Regions from separate parts of the Homo sapiens genome. Here region 2 is linked to region 1. Evidence: read pairs that join two places in POLR2A ChIA-PET (ENCODE). Cell type or tissue: GM12878. All regions are shown on one strand. Each heading gives the region's core, and the rest is flanking DNA. Links, peaks and the distances in the headings are about the cores only.

Evidence for each region. ChIA-PET counts read pairs that join two places held together with the same protein. Peaks named below come from ENCODE experiments on the same cell type or tissue, not always from the same donor. Only the 100,000 strongest peaks of a DNase experiment are listed, where the experiment ranks them.
Region 2: POLR2A ChIA-PET joins it to region 1 with 7 read pairs; 1 of 35 experiments calls an interaction of 5 or more read pairs at or near these places.

Annotation. Positions count from the first base shown.
Region 1 is chr7:137,818,497-137,823,168 of GRCh38, forward strand. All of the region lies in intron 1 of DGKI (diacylglycerol kinase iota), which reads right to left. Among named protein-coding and RNA genes, the nearest start is that of DGKI, 26 kb to the right of the region's middle. RefSeq lists enhancers at 1,480-2,260, 2,286-2,335. In GM12878, for the core only: no CTCF peak of the experiment used is centred there; a DNase peak (open chromatin) is centred at 2,292.
Region 2 is chr7:137,751,929-137,756,600 of GRCh38, forward strand. All of the region lies in intron 1 of DGKI (diacylglycerol kinase iota), which reads right to left. Among named protein-coding and RNA genes, the nearest start is that of DGKI, 93 kb to the right of the region's middle. RefSeq lists an enhancer at 2,321-2,821. In GM12878, for the core only: no CTCF peak of the experiment used is centred there; a DNase peak (open chromatin) is centred at 2,649.

The DNA.
Region 1 (4,672 bases), core at 573-4,572:
GCTCACTGCAACCTCCGACTCCCAGGTTCAAGCCTCCCAAGTAGCTGGGATTCTCCTACCTCAGCCTCCCAAGTAGCTGGGATTATAGGCATGCGCCACCATGCCCGGCTAATTTTTTGTATTTTTGGTAGTGACGGGGTTTCACCATGTTGGTCAGCTGGTCTTGAACTCCAGACCTCAGGTGATCCACCTGCCTCAGCCTCCCAAAGTGCTGGGATTACAGGCGTGAGCCACCGCACCTGGCCCTCCCACCATTTTTTGCCCATATTTCCAACTCCCACCAGATTCCTATCTATCTATGGATCAAAAACTCAGGAAAAACTCAGCATAAGTGTATTACACACAAATCAATACACAGATAATTTCTATTTCCATGTATGTTGATAGTTCCTAAGACAATTAGAAATAACGTTAAACTTTAAAATAATGTTTTTCCCCTCAAATGACCTAAGCAACAGAAAAATCATTGTCAAATAAAGCTTCTACAAAAAGCCCTCCCAACTGCACAGAAGTGGAAATTTCCATTTTACAGGTGATGATCCTAAGGCTCTTCGACAGATTAAGTGCTTTAGCCATGGTCAAAAGCACGATCAAAGGCTGAAACAAGACTTGCATATTTAAACTCCAGCTTAACTGGGAACCTGGTGCTCCACTCCCTGCTTGATGCTACCTCTTAATATAGCTATTGAGTACAGCCCACATTTAAACACCTACTCACAGACGTTACACCAGATAACACTCCTCAACGAAGCTGTGTTCCCAGACCCACAGCTTTGTACCCACACAGAAAATCCAAGAACTTCAGACTACAAGGGAATTTTTTTTTTTTTTTTGAGACAGAGTCTCGCTCTGTCGCCCAGGCTGGAGTGCAGTGGCGCCATCTCGGCTCACCGCAAGCTCCACCTCCCAGGTTCATGCCATTTCCTGCCTCATCCTCCTGAGTAGCTGGGAATACAGGCGCCCGCCACCACGCCCAGCTAATTTTTTGTATTTTTAGTAGAGACGGGGTTTCACCGTGTTAGCCAGGATGGTCTTGATCTCCTGACCTTGTGATCTGCCCGTCTCAGCCTCCCAAAGTGCTGGGATTACAGGCGTGAGCCACCGCGCCCAGCCAGACTACAAGGGATCTTAAATGATCATATGGCCCAGCCTACTCATTTAGCAAATATTTGATCATGGTTCTCTGCACAGCCCAGCACAACTCCCCATCCCCAAGAAGGTGAGATCCAAACTCATTGTATGGCAAGCACTCTACATCATCTGACCTAGTCCACTGCCAGCCCCACAGCCTGCCAGTTCATCCTGCACATGCATGCTAGTGTCAACAAACAACTTGTCTTTTCTAGAATACACCATGTTTTTTCAAACCTCCATTACTATTCCTTGTCCCCCTACAGAATCAGTCTTCAACAACTAGTTCAAATGTCACTACCGCTGTAGGGCATTCTCTGACCCTCTCAGAGAGCATCGTTGCCCCTTCCTTCATCATCCCATGACACTTCTTGCATGCCTTCGACATAGTGCATTTCTCATCATGTGTAAGTCTATGTTATTCATATGTCCACCTTCTTCCACCAGAAGGTGAGTTCTGTGAGGACAGGGACTGCATTTTATTCATTTCACTCATCCTTGCATCTAGGCTAGCACTCAGTGTGCTCCTTAAAAAGTTAGAAAAAATGAGATACAGAGAAAAAAGATGAAGGATGCTAAAGTCAGAGAAATTAAGAGATTTGCTCAAGATCACCCAAATGAATCTCACAGCAGGAGGCCCCAATCAGCACACTTTGTCAGACAGACCAGGAGACAAAAAGCCACTTAACTACCTACTGACATTCCACATCCACCCACTGCCCTCCATTTTCTCTTCATCAGAACATAGTTTCTGATTCATCCCACAGAAAACTCTGCCACAGCTCTGGCAGAGACCCTTGCAGATGAAAATGGCTGTGAGAGCCCTGCACCTTGCAGAAGCAGAGAAGCGCAGCTGGTGGGAGCACTCAGGTGAACAGTTTAATGCATAAGAGGCTCTTCCATGTAAAACAGGCGGGCAAATGCTGGGGGGAGATGGATGGGCTCTCTTGTTTCAACAGTTGCTACAGTAACCCCTCTTCCACCACCAAACCCCAACCTCATAACCTTCTAGAACACCAATCCCAAGGACAGTGTCTCTGGGGGCTGTGGGTCTTCTTAGCTGTCTCTCCAATGTCTGGGAAAACCCCGTGTCTGATCATGGCCTCTCCTGCTTGCAAGTAAAGCCAGCCAGAAAAGGCAGCCAAGAAATTAGCCAGCTGGCAGCAACTCTGGAGGTGGGGCTGTGTGAGACCAGACCAGCCTCTCAGCAAGACGCAAGGGCCTCCCCCAGCCGGCATCAGGCCTTGCTAAAGGGTGAGGAGTCTCTAGTTTCGGCCCCTCACCAACCTCCTCTGAAAATGTCAGAGCAACCCTCCCCTCCTCCCCTGGGGCCCAGCCCTAGAGGGGGAGAGCAGCTCCTCCCCAGCTGCTGCCAATTTGCACCTCATTAGCAACAGCCTCTCCCCAGTGACAGTCCCTCAGAAATCCCAGACTGAGCACCTCGTTGGTGCTAAATGAAATCTGGGTGTTTGAGGAGAATGACATCTGAGCTGCTAGGAGAATGACAAGTCTCAGGGCTTCCCAGAAAACTGGGAGAACACAGGCTACAGAGAAGAGCATTGTTCCTGGAAGAAACCCACAGCTTCACGTCCGTAGTTACTGACAATCAAAGGGATATTTTGAAAGGAGTTGATGGCTGCAAGGTAAATGATGAGCTGAATGAATGCGACTTAATTGCTGCAGAATGCCACTGGAAGTCACAGGGGGTGCCTCCTCTACTTGGAATGCTTGAAAAAAAGATGTAAAATTACCAATTCACCCCTGGTCACAGACAGAGAATTGGGAAAGATGAAATACCTAAAAAAACTCTTAAAAGTCCTTTAGAAGTAAGAGGAACTAAGAACAACATTGTTTAAAAATTCTGAAGAAATACACGAATATGTTAACTTTTCTATTGTTGTAAAGCAAAACAGAATAAGCAACTTCCAGGTCACTATGGTGAGCTGGACACATACTTTTAGCCCAGCTCTCTCCAGAAACTCCCAGTAAGATGAAAGTCAAGGAAATAAAAGACATACATCAGAAAAAAAAAAAAGAAAGAAAGAAAAGAAAGAAAACAGGAGATGACAATAAAAGAGACAGATGACAACCTTTTTGGAAGCTGCGAAGTGAGCTGAATGCAGGCAGAGTAGACAAATCCAGAAATTAAATGTGTTAAGAAGGAAGCAGCAAACAAAAAGAGGTGGGGTCACCCCACAGAGTTCCAGAAAAGCTCAGAAACTAGAGGCATCAGGTAGTGCTGAAGGTGAGGGTGTGAGGAGGAGCCAAAAACAGGAAGAATCCTTTCTAGAGAGTAATTAGACCCCCATTCTGAGGACCTCTGACTACTCCCATGTGCCACACACAGCTATGAGACTGGAGATTTAGTTTCTAAAAAAGCTACACCAGAGAGAACTAGAAAATACAACCGCAGCTGGGTTTGAGTGTGAGACCCTCTACTAAAAGCAGAGAGAGCAAATGAAAGCCTATCCACTGAATAATAATAATTCAGCCTCAGGGCACAGAGCGGTGGCTGACACCTGTAATCCCAGCACTTTGGGAGGCTGAGGCGGTTGGATCACCTGAGGTCAGGAGTTCGAGACCAGCCTGGCCAACATGGCGAAACCCTGTCTCTACTAAAAATACAAAAATTAGTCAGGCGTGGTGGCACATGCCTGTAATCCCAGCTACTCAGGAGGCTGAGGCAGGAGAATCACTTGAACCCAGGAGGTGAAGGTTGCAGTGAGCCGAGATCACTCCCCTGCACTCCAGCCTGGGGGACAGAGCAAGACTCTGTCTCCAAAATAATAATAATTATTATTATTATTCAGCCTCAGAAAAAAGATAGATGTAGAACTCTTAAGGAAAGTGGAGGATTCTTCTCTGAGAAAACTAAACAGAAAATGCTAAAGTTTAGGGTTTTTTCAATAAAACAAACCAGGACCCCACGGTGAAGCATAAGTCACAGACATGCACACCGAGCTTCCATTCAGCCTTTTGGGGCCTCTCTCTTAAATATTACTGGATCATCAGACATTTGAACAGCCTCCAATGTAAAGAGAAGCTATCAGCATGAAGAGAAGAAAATTTTTGAAGAAAACAGAATTAATGTAGGGTGAATACAACATCCAAAAATTATTATTAATACCCTCAATGAATAAAAGAAGATATTAAAGCTATGTAACAAAAATAAAATAAAACAAAAAGGAACCTCAGAAAACAAGAAAGAGCTCATAGAAATAAAAAGTATGATCACAAAAAATTTAAAAATCCAGTGAAAGGATGGCAAACAAATGAGGAAATCTCCCAGAAAGAAGAATAAAAGGTAAAGGAGAACTTTAATAGAAAAAAAAAATCAGAGGAATAGTTCAGTAGATACATTGGCTATTTAATATAAATTCCAGGAAAAAAGCAACTGGTAAATTGGGGAGGAGGAAAATATTCTCCCCCAACCCAAAAAAAAAAAATACCAGACAATTTCTTGGCATTAAAAGTTTTTAGAGCGAAGAGATCTAAAAAGGTCCCAAAACCCATGAATATATGTACCTATACAAAGTACACC
Region 2 (4,672 bases), core at 164-4,163, 67 kb before region 1:
AAACAAAGCAGCATCACTTTATTAATTATGTCTAGGCATTATCCAATTATTTAAATGTATTTAACGCAATGTACATAAGGCTGTGTACCCAAATACATAACTACATACAATCACTACATTTCAGAATCATAAATCCTACTACAATGTCCTTCAGACTAAAAATTTGCCTATTTCCAAAACTTATCCCCAGAAACCTCTTCTATCCTATTCCAAAAGATTTCTCCCTGGATAATAAAAGTTGTGGGGGGAGCAAAGAGGAAGAGGTGGTCAAATAGTAACAGCACAAAAGTGTGGGTGGTGAACTCCCATCCCTGAGAAATAGCAAAATCAACAATACAAAAAAAAAAAGTCAGATCTCACAATCCCTAAAAAGGTATCGATAGGGGGTCCTGGTTCACAAACTTTAGTCTACAAAGAGGGAAAAGGAAGGCCTCATATTTATAAACTTCAGTTTTTTGGTTATAACTTAGAACAAAATGTACGGAATTCCGCTAAGGGAGGAGACCACCCCTCATATTGTCTTATGCCCAATTTCTGCCTCCAAAGAAAGAAGAAGTAAAAACTAAAAGGCAGAAATGAAATCCACAGGCAGATAGCCCAGCGCCGCACCTTGGGCCTGGTTACAGATTGACCCCTGACCTAACGGGTTATGTTATCTGTAGATTCCAGACATTGTATGGAAAAGCATTGTGAAAATCCCTGTCCTGTTCTGTTCCATTCTGATTACCAGTGCTTGCAGCCCCCAGTCACATAACCCCTGCTTGCTCAATCGATCACGACCCTCTCACATGGACCCCCTTAGAGTTGTAAGCCCTTAAAAGGAACAGGAATCGCTCACTTGGGGAGCTTGGTTTTTGGAGATGTGAGTCTTGCCGAAGCTCCCGGCCGAATAAAGCCCTTCCTTCTTTAACTCAGTGTCTGAGGGGTTTTGTCTGCGGCTTGTCCTGCTACACCTCCACTCACCAGCCATCTGAGGACTCTGACACGGGTATTTTGCACCTGTTTTGGTTCCTGCAAAAGAGATTCATCCAAACCCTACTCATCCTTCCTAGACAGCCAGTATCACTCACAAACATACACGTGTTACTAGTGCATGCTAGTACATACGAATGTACATACACACACACACACACACACGCACACCCACAATACCCACTTGGAAGTTGGCTATTCTGTACTCAGGATAATCATCTCAACTTCTCCCCATGAGGTCCCTAAATAATAAACAAAGTTACACTTGAGTGGTCTGACTACAGAGAAGATGAGAAAGGAAAAGCAAGGTGGCTCTGCCAAAAGATAACAAAGGCTGCAAACTGATCCCCAGGAACCTGGAGTCATTTAAATGGCCAGGATACTTCCAGACAGAGAGTCTCTGGTGCTAGACACTGCCCCGGAAAGTGGATTAGCCTGGCAGACAGTATTAAACTCAGCCGGGATCCCTGGGAGAGTCTGCCAGCAACTGCTGGAGTGCCCACCACATGTATTTAGGAATTTTGCGAGGGTTCCAAGGCCTTTCAGGGCACAGCCGCTCTATCCCTAAGGAATCAACACACACATTTATCACAGAGGTAGTTTAGTACCTCATTGCCCAAAGGAACGGAACAGAGTGGGAGCAGGAGGAGGGGAGTTGAGCAAACTTAGAGAGGAACGGGTTGTAAAGTCTGAGTCAGTTTATATCTGAAGGCAAGGCTGATAGAGGTTTAATTAATTTGCTTTCCACTCTCTTTGACCATAATTCAATCTTTCTCTCTCTCTTCACATTCAAAATCCAAGGTGGACAGAGGACATAGACAGGAGGGGTGATCTATGAGGCTACAGACAAAGCAGAAGTCGCCTCTATTGCCATGAGCAATTCAATTCCTGGAGCTAAAACAATAACATCAGCATCATCGTTAGAGCAGCTTTGAGAGTAAATGCCACCAGCTCCTACAGAGCAGCCCCAAATTAATGGCATATAAATAAAAAAAGGACACCAGGGTAGCCAGTCCCACTGAAATGGGCAATCAATGTTTCTATTACAACATTAAAAAAGAGGAGGAGGAGGAGGAGCGTGGAGGGGGAGGAGAAGAAGAAGTAGTAGTTCCCCTAACTGGGAACTATGTTGTCAGTGAGGAGGAGCAAAAACAGGGTAGTCTAGAATCCAAGAGGGGTCATGGGGGGTTATGTAAAGAAGGTGGGAGGCACTGTGGGCCAGGGGCAGGTGCACTGCTGCTGCCAGGAATAGCCTCCCTGCTGGTTCAAAGGCAGTGAGGAATGGGGCACCCTGTTTTCATCCCCCGGTGGCTGCTTCACTCCCACCAGAAATGCTCCTACGTGGAGGAAGAGTATCAGCCTCTGCCACATCCACCCCCTGTCCCCAGGAGGTCCTTGTGTCCTCCCCTCCTGTGGCTTAAGAGAATAACAAAAATGACCTCCACTGGAGGGAGATCACATCTTCAGGTCCTGCCCCTTGTCTGTTTCAAATGGGCTTTTCAAACATCAGCAGGCACAGGGAAGAAGGGCAGTGGGAGACTGCTGCGTGACCAGCTCAGGGTTTCCCACCAACCTGTCTGCAATCATTCACCAGCCAGATGCAGCAAGGGACGTTTGTTTTACCCTTTTCATTCGGAGCTGTCACTGTGCGACCTCTGCCACCCCCTCATCTCTCACCTCAGGGCACCTGCCTCAAATAACTTCCCTTGTGTTGTCATTCACCTCATGGATAATTGATAGCATGTCAAGTTGATGCTAAGAAAAGAACAAGGTGGGTAGACGTGTGCCTACTATAAATAGATCCACGACATGACCAGCATTTGCCAACTTTTGAGCAAAGAAAGGCAGAGGCAGAAACGGCAGCGATGGCAGCTTCCCCTGGGTCCTTGGAAGAGCTGGCTTCACACTGACAGCCACAGCCCTGCTTGAGTGGTTTGACTCACAGCAGAGGGGTGGGAAGATGCCTTTCTCCATTTGGGAGCAAAATTTAAAATATCACACGTGATGGAACTTTCAGGGTTGTTTGACAGACGCATAAAAGCTCAAACAACGCATACTTTAAAACGTCTGCTTTCTTTCTCCTACATTATCTTTTTCTCTGTATGTTTTAGGAACTTTATTCTTTATTTTGCTCTCAGGGGCATATCTGCTTCTAAGTTTTTATATACATATGCTCACACAATTACATATGTAATTGGCACCTACACAGATTATAAATTAGGTATATATTAGACCCTGCAGCTACAGAGAGGAAGAATAAAATAAGACTCCAAACACAGGAGGCATTCATCAGGAATCCTTTTGTTACAAGTGGCAAAAACCAATTCAATATGGTAAGAAACATGAATTAAAAAATGATAAAGATGTGAGGTCTTTTTCAACATGTCCCATGAAGAGTTCCCCACCAAACGAGGGGGCCAATCCATGGCAAAGATTAGATTAAGGGTGCACCTTTCCATCCAAGCCTATTTTTTCACATGGCCTCAAGATGGTTGACTTTAGTTTAAGGGCAGAGGGAGGAGGGAGAAACAGAGAATCGAGACAAGTGAGCTTTTCAGGCTTAAAAATTGCTTCTAGGTCTAGATTGAGATCTTTGCCTTGGTCACTCACACGTGGAACAAAGTGGAAACAAATCGACCTGAATGCTCTTAAGTCTCTTAGGGCATTGAATTGCCAAATAAACCACAGTCCTCATCTGAAAAATCTTGTAACTGCCAATCCCCCAAGGGAACCCCAACTTCTCCAAAAGCCCCACCAACAGGAAAGGGGCTGTGAACATTGTGCAGGTCATGGGAAGGGCACTCCTCCTATGCCCACTTCAGATACAGCCTGGAGGATAATGGATGAGGAAGAGGCTAAACAAACTGTAGGAGGAGAAACAACCAACTGCAATTGCAAAAAAAAATACATCTCAGGATCGCAGAAACTGACTATATAAACTCTAAGTGTTGGCATCCACAAGCCAAAGAGCAAACTGCAAAACTCTGAAAATTGAAAGAAAAAGACTTGGGTTCCTGGTCCAGTTCCTAATGGGTAACCAAGCATGTCCTTCAGCCTTGCAAAAGGTCAGTCATGGAAGTTCTTAGGAGAGGTATATTTTGAGCCAGACATTCAACAAACACGTCAGTTGAACAAAATAAGTTCTTCCTTATGCAGTCATCAACAGTAACAGACACAGAAGAATCTGAGCTGAGAATGCAACAGAAGCCCCAGTGTACATACATCACCAATAAACCTGTTTCCTGCAGAGGCTTTAATAACCAAGCAGATAGGAGATCTCTCTCCTGTTTCCAAGCAGTGGATCTCATCAATAATCCAGACAGGAGATAATATGCCAAGACCTGCTGTGCCCTCCCAGCCAAGCGTGACCTCACAGGTTCCTTGTTATCAGGCTCCAAGTTCACACCTAGAAAATAATGGAAATATACCCTCAGCTGCACAGCCCTTTTCTGATTCATTTGTAAGCTACACTAATAATCCCATGATGCAAACACAGAAGAAAAAAAGTCATTCGGGAACCGTCAGAAAGGTTATTTTTGTAAGACATGAGGGAATGATTATAATGATTTATTAAAATCTTACAATGTGAGAAAGTAAGATCGGCAAACAAAATCCAATTAAGGAATTCACCAAATAAAAAGGAATTGAACTCCTCCAGCCTGGGGTTGACAAAGAAGCCATTCAGTAAAGAGCTTTATAT